2 separate regions of the Homo sapiens genome follow, and region 1 is linked to region 2. The links are chromatin loops, found by intact Hi-C in ENCODE. Cell type or tissue: MCF 10A. All regions are shown on one strand.

Region 1 (8,000 bases), 150 kb after region 2:
CCCATTATGCACAGAGGTTTTCTTCTGTAATTGTATCCTGTCTCTAACCAAATCTTCTAGGCTTCTTTCCCTTACTCCTGGTCCATGATGGCAACTGGAGCTAAATACTGGCCCTTTGCTGCTTGTTGGAAGCTTGCTGCTTAATTGTCTCATACCCATGGGCAAGTAGGGTTCCTTAGGATGCAAAGTCCCCTCCCATCAGTGTTTTGAGAGCAGGAATTCAGTTCCTTGGAAGAAGCTGAGCTTTTCATTAGAGATCAAAGCCTGGCCCTGGGGAAGCATCACAAAGCTGCTCTTGGCTGTAAAGGATCCCTTTGGGCATATCACTTTCTTTCTAGGCCCTTGGCATACTCCATTGGACTGGGAACCAATAGATAGAGAGGGAGGAAAGCAGACCCATGGCAGCCCTGGGGGCTAAGCCAAGCAATAGGCCTCTTGGGGTTGATGAGACTGGAGCAAAAGAGGTTAAACTGATACACCTGGAGTACATAAGGAACCCGGAAAGAATGGCCTTTGAAGCTGGGTTCTGGGCAGATGGCCCACTTTCGTTTTCTTCATCTCTGATTTATCTGGTGTGTAGTCAAGTAGTTAGCTTATGTAGTGTACCCCAGACTCTCAGTTCTGCCGTTCAAGGTTCCCCACAATTTCCCCACACCCTCATTTTTCCTGTATCACTTTCCCAAGCACCCTGCCTCTGAATGACTCACAAAGGGTGCATTACCTAGTTGCATGAAATCCGAATTTCTCCCAGGCTAGAAAAGTCAGTGTGGGCCATTGAGAGACTCAGAAGATACAGGAAACAAGATTCTGAGCTGTATCCATGCAGAGGGGAGAGGAGGCTCCCTGGGGGCCATGTTGAGTAGAACGTGAAGTCTGTCTTTGGACATGGGCCTCCTCTGGACTACATCTCCCTCCACCTGGGCGCAGCCCCACCGGCTTGCTCCCTGAGGACCCAAGACTTGCTCTCTCCTTACTGCCATGCTTCTTCCCCCCGACCGAGGTCCAGCTCTCTGTGCCTTCACAGATGGTGACTGTCCAGTTTGGCAACTTTAACTATGATCAGGCCAAAAGGAGGGTAGATGTTGCAGGGAATTTGCATCATCTCCTGGTGGGCCAAAAAGGGCCCTGGAAGTACTCCAGGTCACACCCCCGCCCTTTGCTGGTGTTCACACTCCTCTTCTGAGCAGTTAGTGGGCCTCTGCATGGACATCTGCAGTGATAAGGAACTTTGGGAGACAAAATAAATTCTGAGAAATGTCTTCCTTATGTTGACTCAAATCCGCCTACTGGAAAGACCTTTAGCCTTTGACTGCAGCTATTACCTGACCCAGAGTTTCCTCTTCCCTGCTCATGCCCAGATTCTCCAACTGTTCCTAGTGTCAGATTACTCAAGTCCCTTCACAACCCTGCTGTCCATCATCAGAGTCCAGTTTATCAATGTCCATTTTAATATGAGTTTCCCAAAATCAGTTCCAGTACCCAGGAGTTTCCTTCAACCTTTCCATCAGTTAAACCCTGTGAAATGCAAGCCCTAAAGCCTTTCCTTTGGGGGATGTCCAAAGGCCCTGGGATTTGTCTTGCTACAGAAGCACCCAAGGGCCTGGAAACATTTGGCCTGCTCTACAGAGGCAGGGCTTGTCCTTGGCATTTCCTTAGTCTAGGGAGGAGGCCTGGGGCTATTGGCCAAGGCAAACTGCACTGTGCCTGAGCAGTTGTGCTCACCTCAGCCATTCCTCAGCATCTCCCAAAGAAGAGATTCAAGCCTATTCCCCATGGAGGCCAGGAGCTAGTGCTTTGTTTCTTGGTTACTGTCATAGGCAGGAACAGGCTTACTCCTAGGGGAACTCAGGAGAGAGAGAGGGATGGGGAGAAGAGGTGGTACCACCAGGACCATGGCATGTTATTTCCATTCGGCAAGCCACCAGGCAGGTGGGTTCCTCTCTGGGCATACCACGTGGAGACGTGTATGGTTGTATGAGGACCCATGTGCTGGAAGGCCGTGACACTGATGTGGCAGAGCAGGGGGATCACACTGCAGCACTGGGACTCAGGAGGCCTGGATGCCAGCCCCAACTTGGCCATGACTACTCTAGAGCCCTCAGACATGCCACCCCAGATTTCCTGGCCTCCAGATCTTCATCTGTAGAATGAAGGCTGTGTGATCTCTGCACTTCATTTAGCTAGGATATTGGAGGATTCCATGAAGAACTATGCTTCTTTACTAGCTAATAACTTCATCCTTACCTGTTCTAAAATAAAGAACTCTTTCTTCCTCCTTTCCCTCGTTCCTCCTTCTTCACTGTCCTCTCTCCATGTCCTTCCCTCTTTCTTTTCCTCTTTTATCCAGTATCTCATTATCCTCCTGTCTCAGAATATCTCTAAGAATATTCCCTTCTAAGAACAAAGGGCATTTACTGCATGGTACCTCCTCCGAAAACACTCACTTCGCAACTTTATTGGAGATAAAATTCATACACAAACAAAATGCCAAGTATAATGGCCTAAATGCCACAAATCAGATGGAGAGGAGAATTTCATCCACCTGGGAAGGTCTTGGAGGGCTCCCAAGGGAGTTAACATCTGCCCAGGGTAGTCAGGGTTGGACAGGATGCAATGGTCTGGCAAAGCAGGGTGGCAGTGCCAGAGGGCAGAGAATGGCTGTCGAGGGCCCAGAGGCAGGCAAGGCCCCTGGGGGTCTGGGAGAGATGAGGAAGGTCAGATACAGCAGTGAGAGAGAGCAAGGCTGGGAGGGGGATTTGGGCAGGGAATGGAATGCTTAGAACTGTGCTTTAGGAAAGTTAACGTGGCAGCCATTTATTTGGAAGAGGGATTTCGAAGGTCAGCGCTGGTCCTTGTTTCTCCCTGGTTCCAGCCCACTTCAAATGCTGGGTGTCACATCACAGCTCTGATGTGCCCATCTCAGGTCTGCTCTGTCCAGCTCTAGGACCCTGGCGGCGGTACAACACTGAACACAAACATCTTCCTGGCGCTTTCTACTTTCTACTTAGCCTCCCCGTGAATAAGATGAGAGGCCTGGTCAGAAGCTATTTGAGGCCCCTGCCAGCAAAGAGATTTCAGCAGGTGTGTGGGATCAGCAGCATCACTGCAGGTCACAAGTCCAGGAAACTAGGGCCTGGAGAAGTCCATGGGGCTGTCCAGGTCTGACTGTGAGGGGAAGTGCCCTGGCCTTTGGGACAGAGACCTTACACCGGGTGACTCTGCCTGGCTTTGAAGACTTCTTGGTAGTGATGCCTTCCTCACTGGCCTCTGTGGGCAGAGACCTGCTTTTCAAAAGGCTGGCTTTCTTTGCTGCTTGTGTGGGCTTTTCAAAAAGGAGCCAGCGCTGAACCCCGGCTCTTGAGGCTGAGCCTCTCCAGCCCTGTGGCCGGCTGTCCTGTCTTCTTTCTCCCTGCCCCTCCCTGGTGCCTTTGGAGAGGGAGTCTCGGGCCTTCCCCTCCTTTCTGACCATCAGGGCCCTGCCTCCAGTGTCCCCTCCCTGTTCTGCCCCAACACTGGGGAAGAGTGAGGCTGGCTCAGTAGCTGAGCACAGCGGGAAACCTGACACCTGAGAGCTGGCCTGAGGAGGCGGGAACTCGGGCTTCCGGGGAACCCCAGAGAAGCCTGGGAGGGTTTGGATCCCATCCTACTCTCCCAGGATCCCACATCCCTGGAGCAGGCAGAGCTGGCTCTGGTCAGCTGGCAGGCCTGCAACAGGGACCCTGGGCAGACCTGTGCTTGAATTGCCCACCAGCAGAAGGCCATCATCCCTGGGGTAGCCCCGGGTGGGTGGCAGGCCAGGTAGAGATGTCAGGTGCCCTGTGGGGCCTTTCAGGCTGCCTGTTCTTCCCCTCTTTCAGCCCCCTTTTCCTTGGAGGACTGGAAGGCAGTGCCTCTCAGCCCTGGAGTCTTGAGGATGAAACTCCACTTTCCTCCAGAGCAAGTCCTGGGGCTGGAGCATCAGGACCTCCAGCTCGGGAGTCAGTCTTCCCTGAAGAAGCCTTGCTGCCTTCCACGGTCCCTGGCATCTGACTTCTTGGCCTGGCTCTTTGCTCCTGCCCAGGCTCAGCCCTCATTCCACTCCCCTCATCTGCTGGCCAGAGGAGCCTCCTGACTGCACCCAGTGTGTCCTCTTGGTGTCCTGGCCCTATTTCTGCACTGTCCTCCTCCCTGGGAGGCCCCCCGTCTTAGTCTGTTTTGGATGCTCTAACAGAAGGCCATAGGCTGGGAGCTTATGAACAACAGAAATGCACTAATCACAGTTCTGGAGGCTGGGCAGTCCAAGATCAAGGTGTTGGGAGATTTGGTGTCTGGTAAGGGTCCGCCTCCTCATAGATGGTTCCTTCCCTCTGTGTTCTCACTGGTGGAAGCAGCAAGCCGGCTCTTTGGGGCCTCTTTTATAAGGGCAATAATCCTATTCATTGGGTTTTATCCCCACTATCTAATCACCTCCCAAAGGCCCTGCCTCCTAAATCCATCACCTTGGCGGTTAGGATTTGAACATATGACTTTGGGGTGACACCAACATTCAGACCACAGCACTCTCTCACTGCTACCATATTTCATCAAGCTTCCTGACTCCCTGGGCTCTGTTCCCTTCTGCCCGTCCACATTTGGCTTTCAGGAAACACCTTGCTTCAAATTTCTACTTTGTTACTTATCAGATGAGTGTCCCAGGCAAGGCAGTGAGCCTTTTAGAGACTCGGGGACCTTGTCACTGTTATCCCCACCCACCTTCCCCACTGATCTCTGCTTCTCCCTTTCCTTTCCCTCCCCTATGGGTTCTTCTGTCCTCCTATCCACCCACTATCCAGCAGCCAGCAGTCCCCAGGCATTTGTGGGTCACCTATAGTGTGTACCATGTGTGCCAGGTGGGCGTCAGGCGAGCCCAGCACCTGTGGGTTCCCCCTGTCCCAGCTGTGCAGGGCTATCCTCAGCCCTGGACCCACCTCACTCAGGCCCCCACCCCCTGCTTTATGGTACAGCTCCTGGCCAATTCTCAGGTGTGCTCACTGTCCTTATCAACTCCAGAATTCTAAGATGCACATTTTTCTTCTGAAATGAATGTGTGTCTTACCATTGATGTGTTTATTTAATGTGGTGTTTGTTTGTTTCTGGGAGACCCTTCTTTCTCCCTACTCCCTAAAAATATTATTTAGCTCATAATGGGTCTTTCAACTGATGTCATTTTAGCCTGGGGAAATATGACAAATGCATAATGTAATCAGTGACATCTGGAGATTATTTTTTAACTTGAAGGAGTAACTCTAACAGGGAAAATTGCAGGTTGTCTATTAATGGGGTATTTGGGATGTCTGTTTTTCAGACATCACTGATCGTTGATTTGTCATGGACCCAGATATACTATCCTGGGAGTTTCACTCCTTGGATCTTAGGGACCAAACAGAGCAGCTGCTGCCTGGTACTGTTACAGACCCTACATGATTTAGGGCTGAGGAGAGGCCCCAGGGGGCAAGGTGGATGTTTCCACTTCCAGTTCCCTTCTCAGCAGGGTGCTGAGACCAAGAACCACTCTGGGGATGGAGATGGTGGAGGGAAGAAGCACAGCCTCCCAGAAGGGAAGTCAAAGGACCTTGCAGGTAGAAATTGCCTAGAATGTTACAGACAGCCAGGTACCTGTGCCCACCTTCCTCTGGCTGCCACCCCGGAGAGAAGGCATCTGCTTTCACTTCCCAGTGCGTCTGCTGGAGGGCACAGGTTGTAGGATGGTAGAAACCTCCCCAGGCTGGGGCGGTTGGTGCTCCTCCTAATGAGGCTCCAGAGAAACCTGAAGGCCCCTTGGACAGAGTGGGTACTCTCATGGCAGGAGGGGCTGCTGCGAGGCAGGCAGCTGCACGTTCATGGCAGTGGGGGAGGCTCCACCAGGGCCCACCCGGGAGGGTACTGGCCAGCTCTGCCTGACCTGGCCCTCCCATGCCACAGCATCAAAACCCAGAGCCTACTTGGCCCCACTTGCCATTCTCTTTCCCGTTCCGTTTCAAACCAGTCTGCCTTCAACCAGCCTCAAACCCGCAGCCCCTTCGAGCCACGGAGCTTCCCTCACTCCCCACAACAATCTGTCAGACAAGCAGGTATTTACTGGGTGCCAGCACCAAGCCAGGTGCGTGGGGATCCAGATACAGCAAAGACACGAAGCCCAGCCTGGTGGGGGCGGCCAGTGTGAAGAGACAGCTCAAGGTAGCCACTGCCAGGTGCCAAAGGAGTGGGAGAGAAGGGAGTTCTCAGAGCTCAGAGGAGGAAGGCAACCCTGGGGCTGGTGGGCAGGGTGGTATTTCTGGAGGAGCTGAGAGGAGACACGGACCTTTCGAGATGGGAAAAGCAGCCAGGGAGATGGGAGCACAAACTCTCCAGTGGGAACATGAGAGAAGTGGACCTCCTAATGAGTCTCCAGAGAAAGCTGAAGGCTCCTTGGTAGACCAGTGTGGACGGCTGCGGGAGGGCTTGGAGGGGGTCTGTGGGAAACAAGGAGAATGTAGCTTTAACACCAGGCCAAGGGGAGGCCGGGCGCAGTGGCTCACGTCTGTAATCCCAGCACGTTGGGAGGCCGAGGCTGGCGGACCACGAGGTCAGGAGATCAAGACCATTCTGGCCAACATGGTGAAACCCCGTCTCTACTAAAAATACAAAAATTAGCTGGGTGTGGTGGCAGGCGCCTGTAGTCCCAGCTACTCGGGAGGCTGAGGCAGGAGAATGGCTTGAACCTGGGAGGTGGAGATTGCAGTGAGCTGAGATCGTGCCACTGCACTTCAGCCTGGTGACAGAGCGAGACTCCATCTCAAAACAAAAAGAAAAACAAAAACAAAAACAAACAAACAAAACCAGGCCAAGGGGTTTGGATTTCACCAGTAAGCAGTGGTCACTGCTCCACTCTATCAGTTAGGAAACTTGGCTGAAATGCTTTGCTCTGTGTACGGAGTTGGCTTTTTTCCTATAGAGTTGCACTGTCCAAAATGGAAGTCACTCACCTCCAGTGGCTCCTGGGCACTTGGAATGAGGCTAGGGCGAATTGACATGTGTGGCAAGTACAAAATAGCCACCAGATTTTGAGGACATAGTAAGAAAAGGAAAGAGTTTTAAAAAGCTCAATAATTTTTTACATAGAATACATATTGAAATAACATTTTGGATATGATGAATTACAGAAACATATATTATTAAAATTAATTTCAACTGTTTCTTTTTACTTTTAAAAGGTGACTACTAGGAAATGTAAAATTCCCTGTGTGGCCCACATTATAATTCTGTTGGACAGTGCTGGGTGAGAGTCTTGACAATACCCGTTTTCACCCCATTCTTTTCCTTTATAGACATGCTTATCTTCTACTTCTCTTCTTTATCCCTCTACTGTGCTTCCCTTTTCTTGCCCTCCTTCCCTCTGTCACACTGGCAGTCTCCTTCCCTTTGTCCTGTGTGATGGTAGACCATGGAGTGAAGGGAAGGGGGTCCGGTGCCGCTTGCTCATGCTGCAGCCCCCGGACTCACCAAAGCCAGAATCTATAAGGCAGAGAGGCCTGACTTATGGAAATCCTTGTGGGAATTAAAGTTCTAGATAATTCTTTTCTGGCTCACTTGCAGTCAGGCAGAAATTCTTTGGATTTTCATTTCTTTTTGCAAAGATTTATTTTTAAAAATTGATCAGTGACATGCACGTAATATACAAGGCTGAATAGACTAGCATAAGACACATTGAGCCAAGCAGCTTCGGTCTGCCCTTTGCCCTCCACACCAGAGGCAAAATCCCTCAACCGCAGTGCGCTTTTAACTCTTCTTCAGGCATTTCTTTCCTGAAAGACATAAATTACCAAGCAAATTTACAACCAAAGATTAGATTTCTATTTGTCTATTTTTAAATTTCTGATATTGCTTATGTTATTCATATTGTGGAAGAAATGTCCTTTTCTGTTCTAATATAGCTTATTATTTGTTTTATTGTTAATATAGAAATGATGTTTACTGTTGAGCCAAGTATAACATCATACAGG
Region 2 (8,000 bases):
CAGTCATCTCGTAAAAATACTTTGTACAGGAAAGTAGAACAGGCTACAACCTTGCTCACTGCTGCAGCAGATCTGGAGGCTGAAATTGCTGTTCATTGTCTTCCTTCTCTCTATTCTAGATTGTCCTTATTGCAATACATAGGAGTGTATGTATTTCTGTTGCTTGGACTGTATGACTTAGGGTTCCATAAGAATACATATGGAATCTTGGGCAGCAAATGGCTTGGTTGGTCAGTAAGGGGCCTGAAAGGGAAAAGATGAGAAAGGAGACAAGGAGGTCTGGGGAAGACGCATGTGGATGATCCCATGGGAGTGGGCACAAATGCTTCCTAGAGAGCATCCACCATGGGAAGGGTGCCGAACAGCAAGATGGACAATGTGACTCACCCTGTAGAGGCCAGCTTTGTCCCCAGGGCTTGCACAGTAAGCCTATGAATGGAGTAGCCATGGTGACCAGGATGGAGGTGAGGCATGGGCCCACGGAGATAGCTACTGCCACTGCTGACTGGTGATCTGTCAGTGCAGAGACAGGCCCTGTGCCTTTGATCAGCCAGCCACTTGAGGCATCTTGACTACACCAGGGCCCTTCTACCTTGGAAAGGGCAGCAAATCCTTTTTCCTGGTGTTGCTACCTCTGGTGTTAAGCTGAGGGTTTCTGGAGTGCCTGATTTATCTACATATGATGCCTCATCACATCACTGTAGATTAAGAGGCCCATGTTGTGGCAAATTAGGTGCAATAAGGGTTGCATGACCGGGGGTTCACTGATGTGGTTATATACCGCAACTAGGGGAAGCCATGGACCTAATAGAATGATGGGATGGCTTGTTAAAAACTCAGTTTCCCAGAGTCAAACCATAAAGGTAAACAAAAAACAACAACAAAATATATATATATATATATATATATATTTAAAAACTCAGTTAAGGTTCCCAACTCAAGGATGATACACTGGGATTGGCTATTGTCATTCAGGATATAGCTGATACGTGGTACCAGTTGCTGGAACACACAGATTCGGGAATCAAGGGTAGATACAGGATTGGTCCCTCTCACCATCACTCTCAGTGATCCACTAGCACCAAGGTGAAAGAATGTCTAACATTCAGAAAATACACTCAAGAATAGGTCTGAAATCCAGGAGAATGTCTCTTGGTGCCATGGGCCCTTGTAGCAAGCATGGCCTGAAAAAGCGAAGTCACCTGAGGGCTCAGACCCCCAGGGATATCAATAAGTGTCAACCCATCAGGCAAGCAACCTGGAACAGCCCAAATGCTGAAAATGAGGAAAATCCTGAATAGAGGCTGGAGAAGGAAGACAATGAACAGCAACGTCAGCCCCTGGATTTACAGCAGCAGGGAGCAGGGTTGTAGCTCCTTCTGTTAACTTTCTTGTATGAAATCTTTTTGCTAGATGTCTGGCTACCACCTTGAAGACCCAGTAACAGAATGGACTTAATGAATGTGGGGCATGGGTGGATCAGAGTGGTGCAAGCAGGGAGTAGACCACTTTCCATGTCCTGCGTCACATCCCCTTCCTCGGCCTCTGACCAGCTGCAGCTGTGGCAGGCAGTTCTGTGTGAGCTTGGACTCATGCTGACAGCACCCCGATTTCCATCACACGGAGTGCATCATTCAGATTTCTATTTCAGCTCCTCCTCCGAAGTCCCAGGAGTCTGTTTGGCTTGTGTGACTCAAGCAGAGCCCAGAAATTAGGGGAGTTAATGGCCCTGGGACAACCCTCAACAATGGAGGATGGGAGCCGGTAGACATATGCCCCAGCCTCTTTGAGTTGGACAGTTCTGGGAAGCATTCTGTATGTTTTTCAGGAGATCCCAGCGGAATTGAGCCCCCATTGCTCATGGCAGTGACTTTGATGATGGACCTTATATTGGCTTTTCCTCCTCACTCTCACTTTTTCATTCTCCTCAATTCCTCACTTCTATGTCCTGAGATCAACTCCCAGTTAAACCACCTGCATCTAAATCCTTGTCTCAATCTCTGCTCCTAGGAGAATTCAAACTAAGACAGGAAGGAAAAGGTCAAGTTCACTCTGAGCTTGACGTGCTGAAGAGACATCCCGTGGAAATGTGCAGCAGGCAGTGGCCACGTGACTTTTGGAGATGCTGATTTATGTATCAGCATGTGGTGACAGATAAAACCACAGGCTAGAGAAAATGCATTCCTAAGAGGCCAGTGCAGAGGCATCCTTCCAAGGCAGGGGTTCTCAACCACGAGCCATTTTACCCCCCAGTAAATATTTGGCAATGCCCGAGGACATTTTTGGTTGTCACAACGGGAACAGGAACCTGCTACTGGCATCTAATGAGTAGAGGTGAAGGATGCTGCTGAACATCCTACAGTGCACAGGTCAGAACCCCATAACAAAGAATGATCCAGCCCAAAATATCACTAGTGCCGAGGCTGAGAAACCTGTTCTAAGGGCATTGCAAAGTACCATGAGAGTGATGCTGTGAAAGCTGGTTTCACATAGCCAGAGGGGCCAGCAGGCAGTGCTGCAGGGGCCATGGGAAGTAAGAACCAATTATTGCCCATTGAGCTCAGCACCATGGGGCAGAAGCCAGTGCCTTGAAGGCAGTCGATGAAGATGAGTACAGACTCTTTCCAGGAGCTTTGAGGGGAAGGAAAAGAGCAAGTGTTTGGGCTTAGCCAGAAGGAGCTGTAGAGTCAAGGAAGAGTTTTAAAAGATACTGGAATGATAAACATCCTGTATATGCTGATGACAAAGCACCAGTTGGGACACCAGAAAGGGATGACTGATGGAAGAGAGAGAGCCCCGGGACATAATGTGGTACTCAAAGCCAGATGAACTAACTTGGATCAGGTAAGGAAAACCTTCCCTGGAAGCTGGAAGGAGGCAAGGGTGGGCATAGTTATACCTACAGTTGTCAGGGAGGAAGGGTAGACTGTCGAGAGAGTTAACCTGTGAGCCTTTTTTGTTCTTTGCTTGTTTTGCAGGCTATAAGTGCAGAAGTGATAAGGTAGGAGGCCTGGTATTAATACCTCCTTGTTGATTGATTACATATGGTGGTTTACTGCAGTTTGCATTGCTCTGCTTTCCCGAGGGTCTTCTTGGGAAGTTTGTCCTTCTTTCCTGGTGTGTTTTAGAGGTAAACACAGGGCTATCCCAGAAACTCGGGTTTCTCTTGAGATGCCAGCTGAGACTCCCGTCTTCTCTGTGGAAAGCCCTGTGGAAACTCAAAGTTCACTCCAAGATGTTTGTGGACTTCAGGTGTAGGTTCTTGGGGTTACCTCTGCCTCTTGGTTCCTGTGTCTGCATGTGCTCCCTCTGTTCTGCCATGGACTTCAAACTTGGACATGAAACCTTTCTCTTACTCCACAGAACTGCCAGGGCCCAAGCATTTGGGTGTGGGCTGGGTCTACTGTAGATCTTGTAGTACCCTCGTACCATTTTGTGAGCACCTTGCGATCCTCGTTTCTTCACTGCTCCTCATCTGTTTCCCTGCAAATTTCCCCATCTCCAAATCCCTCTTCGACTATTTACCCAGCTGTCCTGAGCTCCCCACCCCGAAACAGGCTTAGCTCAAACTATCATGGTGCACAGTAGATAAGAAAGCCTCCTTTTAGTCGAATTTACGCTCCAATAGAAGGCGGTTATTGTGAAAAATAGTGAAAATGTACTATCTGTAAGGCCACAAATTGAGTAGTTAGGGTTTGGGAACCTCAAAGAGGTCTCAACTGGGAAGGCCCCACTCTTCAAAGACCATAGTCTCATCTGTAAGGAATTAGCTTTGCCAGGGACACTGTAGGGAGTTGAAAGGCACAGCAAAGGTAGAGGCAAATGAAAGGCCCAGGTGGGAAGAGGGTCCCGGCCAACCCTGCCCCCTCTGCTTGTCTCCAGAGGACTGGCCTAGAGGTCCAGAGGCCTGGCTTCTGGAACTTGCTACTCTACTTATCAGCCTATTATCTTAGGCCTTGGTATTCTCATCTGTAAAGTGAGTATAGTGAGGTGGGAACAAAGATTTGGTGATATAGGATATATGCTTACCTGCCTCAGTAGCTACTTGATATGTTTTTGAGATAGGGTCTCATTGTTGCCACCCAGGCTGGAGTGCAGTGGTGCCATCATGGCTCACTGCAACCTCTGCCTCCTGGGCTCAAGTGATCCCCACCACCTCAGCCTCCTGAATAGCTGGGACTACAGGTGCAAACTACCACACTCGGCTATTTAAAACAATTTTTTGGCAGGAGATAAGATCTCACTATATTGCACAGGCTGGTCTCAAACTCCTGGCCACAAGTGATCCTCCTGCTTTGGCCTCCCAAAGTGCCGGGAATACAGGTGTGAGCCACTGTGCGCGGTCAGCTACTTAATATATTTTACACACTATATCCCGTCTTTGATTTTGCAACAAGAGAAAGGCCCAGGCCTTAATATTTCTTGCTTGGATGTTCAGTATCATAAGCTAAATGGTTCTACATGATGAGCTAAATGATTCAACAGCTTCCTTCTTCCATGCTGGCCAGTCAGCCAGCCACAGTGGTCTGGGTGGAGACACAAATCCCTGGGGCCCCTCAGGAGCCTCTGCTCTACCTGAGAAGATGAAATGATTACAGACAAAGCCATCGACCACAGCGGAGACAGTGTGGGACTGATGGCCAGGGAAGAATTTGTTTTGGAAATAAAAATGAATTAACATTTTATTTTATTTATTTGATTATTATTATTATTATTTTGTATTTTGAAACTGGAACTCCCTCTCCACAGCCACGCAGAGCAGAGCCCTCCTGCCCAGGGGCACTTTACCAGGCTCATGATGCAGTCCCGGCAGTGCCCAGCAGAGGCCAACCTAGCTCTTCCCTAGTTCCGTCTCTGGCAGGAGAACGGAGGACTTGCTTGGAGATTTGGAGGCTGTTTCTCTAAGCTAATGTTTTGAAAACTTTGTTGACTATGATTCACAGTCAGACATAGATTTTATATCATGAGCCAGTATAGGCTTATGCACATGGATGTTTTGCTGAACAACACTTACTGTCACTACCTGAGTGTATTCTTGTCTATTTCTGTTCAGGTCTGCCAGATTGGGTCATTTAAAAGATGCTGCTTACACCCACTGGTTGATCTCACAACCCACCAATAGATGGAGACTTGTACTCGGAAACCCACTGGGAGTCTAGACTGGGCATGTGGGTCCGGTGGTGGGGGAGAGCTTTGGGGTCACCTGATAAAGGGCCTCCCAGCACAATGGTTACTCCACCCCTCTGTGTTCAGGTTTCCTTGAGGGTCTCTGAAATGGAATGGTAGTAGCACCTACTTGTAGAGTGCTTGTGAAGATTAAGGGGCCGTTGGTGTGAGGTGCTTAGGACAGTGCTTGCCCCCAGGAGGCGTTCAGTTTCTAACTTTTTCCAGTTAGAAACAAGGATTGCTGTGGAGTGCGCAGCCTGCCTGGGTGTCTCGTGGATTCATTGACCCAACCTCTGTTGACACTGGTTACCAAAGATAACAGAGAAAGCTGTGGCCTGGCCGGGGTAGTGGAGGAGCACACAGACAATTAGAATAGATGTGATAAGGGCTTAGGTGGCGATGACCACCGGGTGCTCTGGGATCATTTGGGCACCTGGAGGACTCCTTAGCTCAGCGGCTCTCCGAATGTGGTCTCTGGACCCACAGCAGTAGCAGTCTCACCTGGGAACTTGCTAGAAATGTATATTTTCGGACCTTAACCGAGATGTATAGAATCAAAGTCTGGGGCCGTGCCCAGCAATCTGTTTTCATCAGCCTTCCTGGTAATTCTGATGCCTGCTCCAATTTCAGAATGACTGCACTGCCTTTTGTTACCAGATTTGTTGCAAGTTACAGTCATCTACGGAGCTTTTGTCTAGGGTGCGCCCTGTACTGATTTAATCGCAATGTCTAGGAGTGGGAGTCAGGCAGCAGGATTTTTACAAAGATTCCCAGGTAATTCCAGTGTGCATTAAAGTAGGGGAACCACTACCCTAACCCAAACCTGGACAGTGGGGCACCAGAGAAAGCTTCGTGGAGGGGTGTCAGATAAGCAGAAACCTTAAATGCAGTTGGGACTTGATAGTGAACATACGTTGGAGGGGAATGTGGAGGGCTAGGAGGCCACTGGTGTCCATAGACATTTCTGAAGAGACTATAATCTAGTGTTAAGAAGCTGGACTACAAGAGTTCAATGTTCCAATGAGCTATGATCATGTCCCTGTACTCTGGGCTGGGTGACAGAGCAAGACGCTGTCTCTAAAAATAAAGAAGCTGGGCTATGGGAATAAGTCACCTGGGTGCGAATCCTGCTCCGCCCTTACCAGCTGTGTGACCACAGACAAGTCACTTAACCTCTCTGTTCCTCTTCCACACGGGGTTTCCGTGAGGATTAAGCACATATAGAAGGCACTGGTGGTATGGGCGTTGTAATCATAAATTGAGCTAAAGGCCCAGCACTAAACCAGAATGTTTTGGGGAGCTTAAGAGTCGCAAGAGATGGCACCAGCCAGATGAGAGGACAAAGCCACAAAAGGCTCTGGACCTAAAGGCACTGGGAAGCCATGGAAAGTGGCATGCATGGGGGAGCCACATGGAGATATGTGTGGATGTGCCAGAGAGCAACAAGGTGGAGGAGAGCAATCAGGGAGGGGCTCGTCCCCAAGAGACGGGGGAGATGTGACAGTGCCTGCCTGCCAGAGAGATGACTGAAGAGCTGAGATGGTGAAATAGGCAGGACTTGGAGACAGATTAGATTAGGTAGGAGTGGGAGAGGAGATGAAGAAATGTCCCTATTTCTGGGCTGGACGAATGAGGTGGTTGTGTCCTGATTTGGGGCACCCTTGCACACCCAGTTCCAGCACCAGGCTCTCTCTGTTCTGTAGACCGAGGCTGGGCCATAGGCATAGTGAGAGGAGCCTGCTGACTCACACTTCCCCCCACCCGACTTCCCAGGAACAATTTGAGTGTTTTGGAGTCATTCGTCATCCCTCGGTTGAAGACAGTGAAGGCCCATCCAGGCAGACTTACTTCTTGTTACTTGAATGTGTCGTGCATGTTCCCACCTCCAGGACTTTGCCCACACCTCCGCCTTTCCTCCCTGTCTACCAGAACCCAGCTGACCATCATCCCCTCCTCCACAACACAACCCTCCTTTAAGGCTCACCGCCTTGAGCCCTCCTGACCTCAGCGATTGTCCTGGAAGTGGGCAGCAGTCATGGATTGCTAGTCAATAGGATGTCAGTCCCTGCACCTGTGGCAACTGAAATATTAAGCTCCTGGAAGCTGAAAAGTGCCTCCCAGGTCTCTGCCCCTCCCAAGATGCCTGGCCTAGTGTTTTGTCAGACAGATGTAGGATGAGGGCCCTGATTGGACTGGGAGGAAAACACAATTCAATTACCAGCCAGGAAGGACTTGTTGAGAATTAGATTATCAGCCCCTGGGGGCTCGGTGGGAGAGAACAAAGGGTGGAAACTTCTCACAGGATTGCCCTCCCTGGGTCTCAGGGCATTGGGTATATCAGTTTCTGTAATGTGGTGCCTCTCCCATCCAGCAAGAGAGGTGGAGACAGCTGGGCTGAGCCCTCTTTGGCCTCTGCCAAATCCCCTCCAGTCAGCTTCTCCCGGTGCCTGGAGGTAGAGGTGAAAGATGACACCAGCACCCACAAGAGGCAGGACCACGGCCAGTGCTCTAGAAAAACCACTTGGCCCCTAAGGACTCCCTTACTGTGTGCCTATGGCCATGTTAGGTGCTGCACAGGACGTGCCAGAAATATTCAGATGGAAGCCTCAGAAATCATAGAAAGCCCCAGAAACAATGCCAGGGTAGAGGAAGTAAGAACTTGGACTTTGGACCCAGATAAACCCAGGTTTGGACCCTGAAATTGTTCACTGTCTAAGGCTCAGTGCAGGAGCCTGAACCTCTCTGAATCAGTTTCTTCATCTGCTAAATGGTCATAATAGCAGCTGTTATTCAAGTGATTAAAACTTTACACACACACATATATATTCAAAAGT

The links. Peaks named below come from ENCODE experiments on the same cell type or tissue, not always from the same donor. Only the 100,000 strongest peaks of a DNase experiment are listed, where the experiment ranks them.
Region 1: a loop joins it to region 2, with 2.7 times the contacts of the local background. A loop is called at or near these places in 6 of 110 quality-filtered maps.

Annotation. Positions count from the first base shown.
Region 1 is chr18:46,421,613-46,429,612 of GRCh38, forward strand. All of the region lies in intron 1 of ARK2C (arkadia (RNF111) C-terminal like ring finger ubiquitin ligase 2C), which reads left to right. It overlaps LOC124904293 (a long non-coding RNA gene), which reads right to left. Exons shown (of 2, transcript XR_007066355.1): 2 at 7,620-7,802. Among named protein-coding and RNA genes, the nearest start is that of ARK2C, 92 kb to the left of the region's middle. RefSeq lists enhancers at 3,154-4,118, 5,946-6,521. In MCF 10A, no CTCF peak of the experiment used is centred here; a DNase peak (open chromatin) is centred at 3,549.
Region 2 is chr18:46,276,527-46,284,526 of GRCh38, forward strand. No RefSeq gene overlaps it. Among named protein-coding and RNA genes, the nearest start is that of ARK2C, 53 kb to the right of the region's middle. In MCF 10A, CTCF peaks have their summits at 4,826 (motif pointing right) and 5,104; DNase peaks (open chromatin) are centred at 4,845 and 6,925.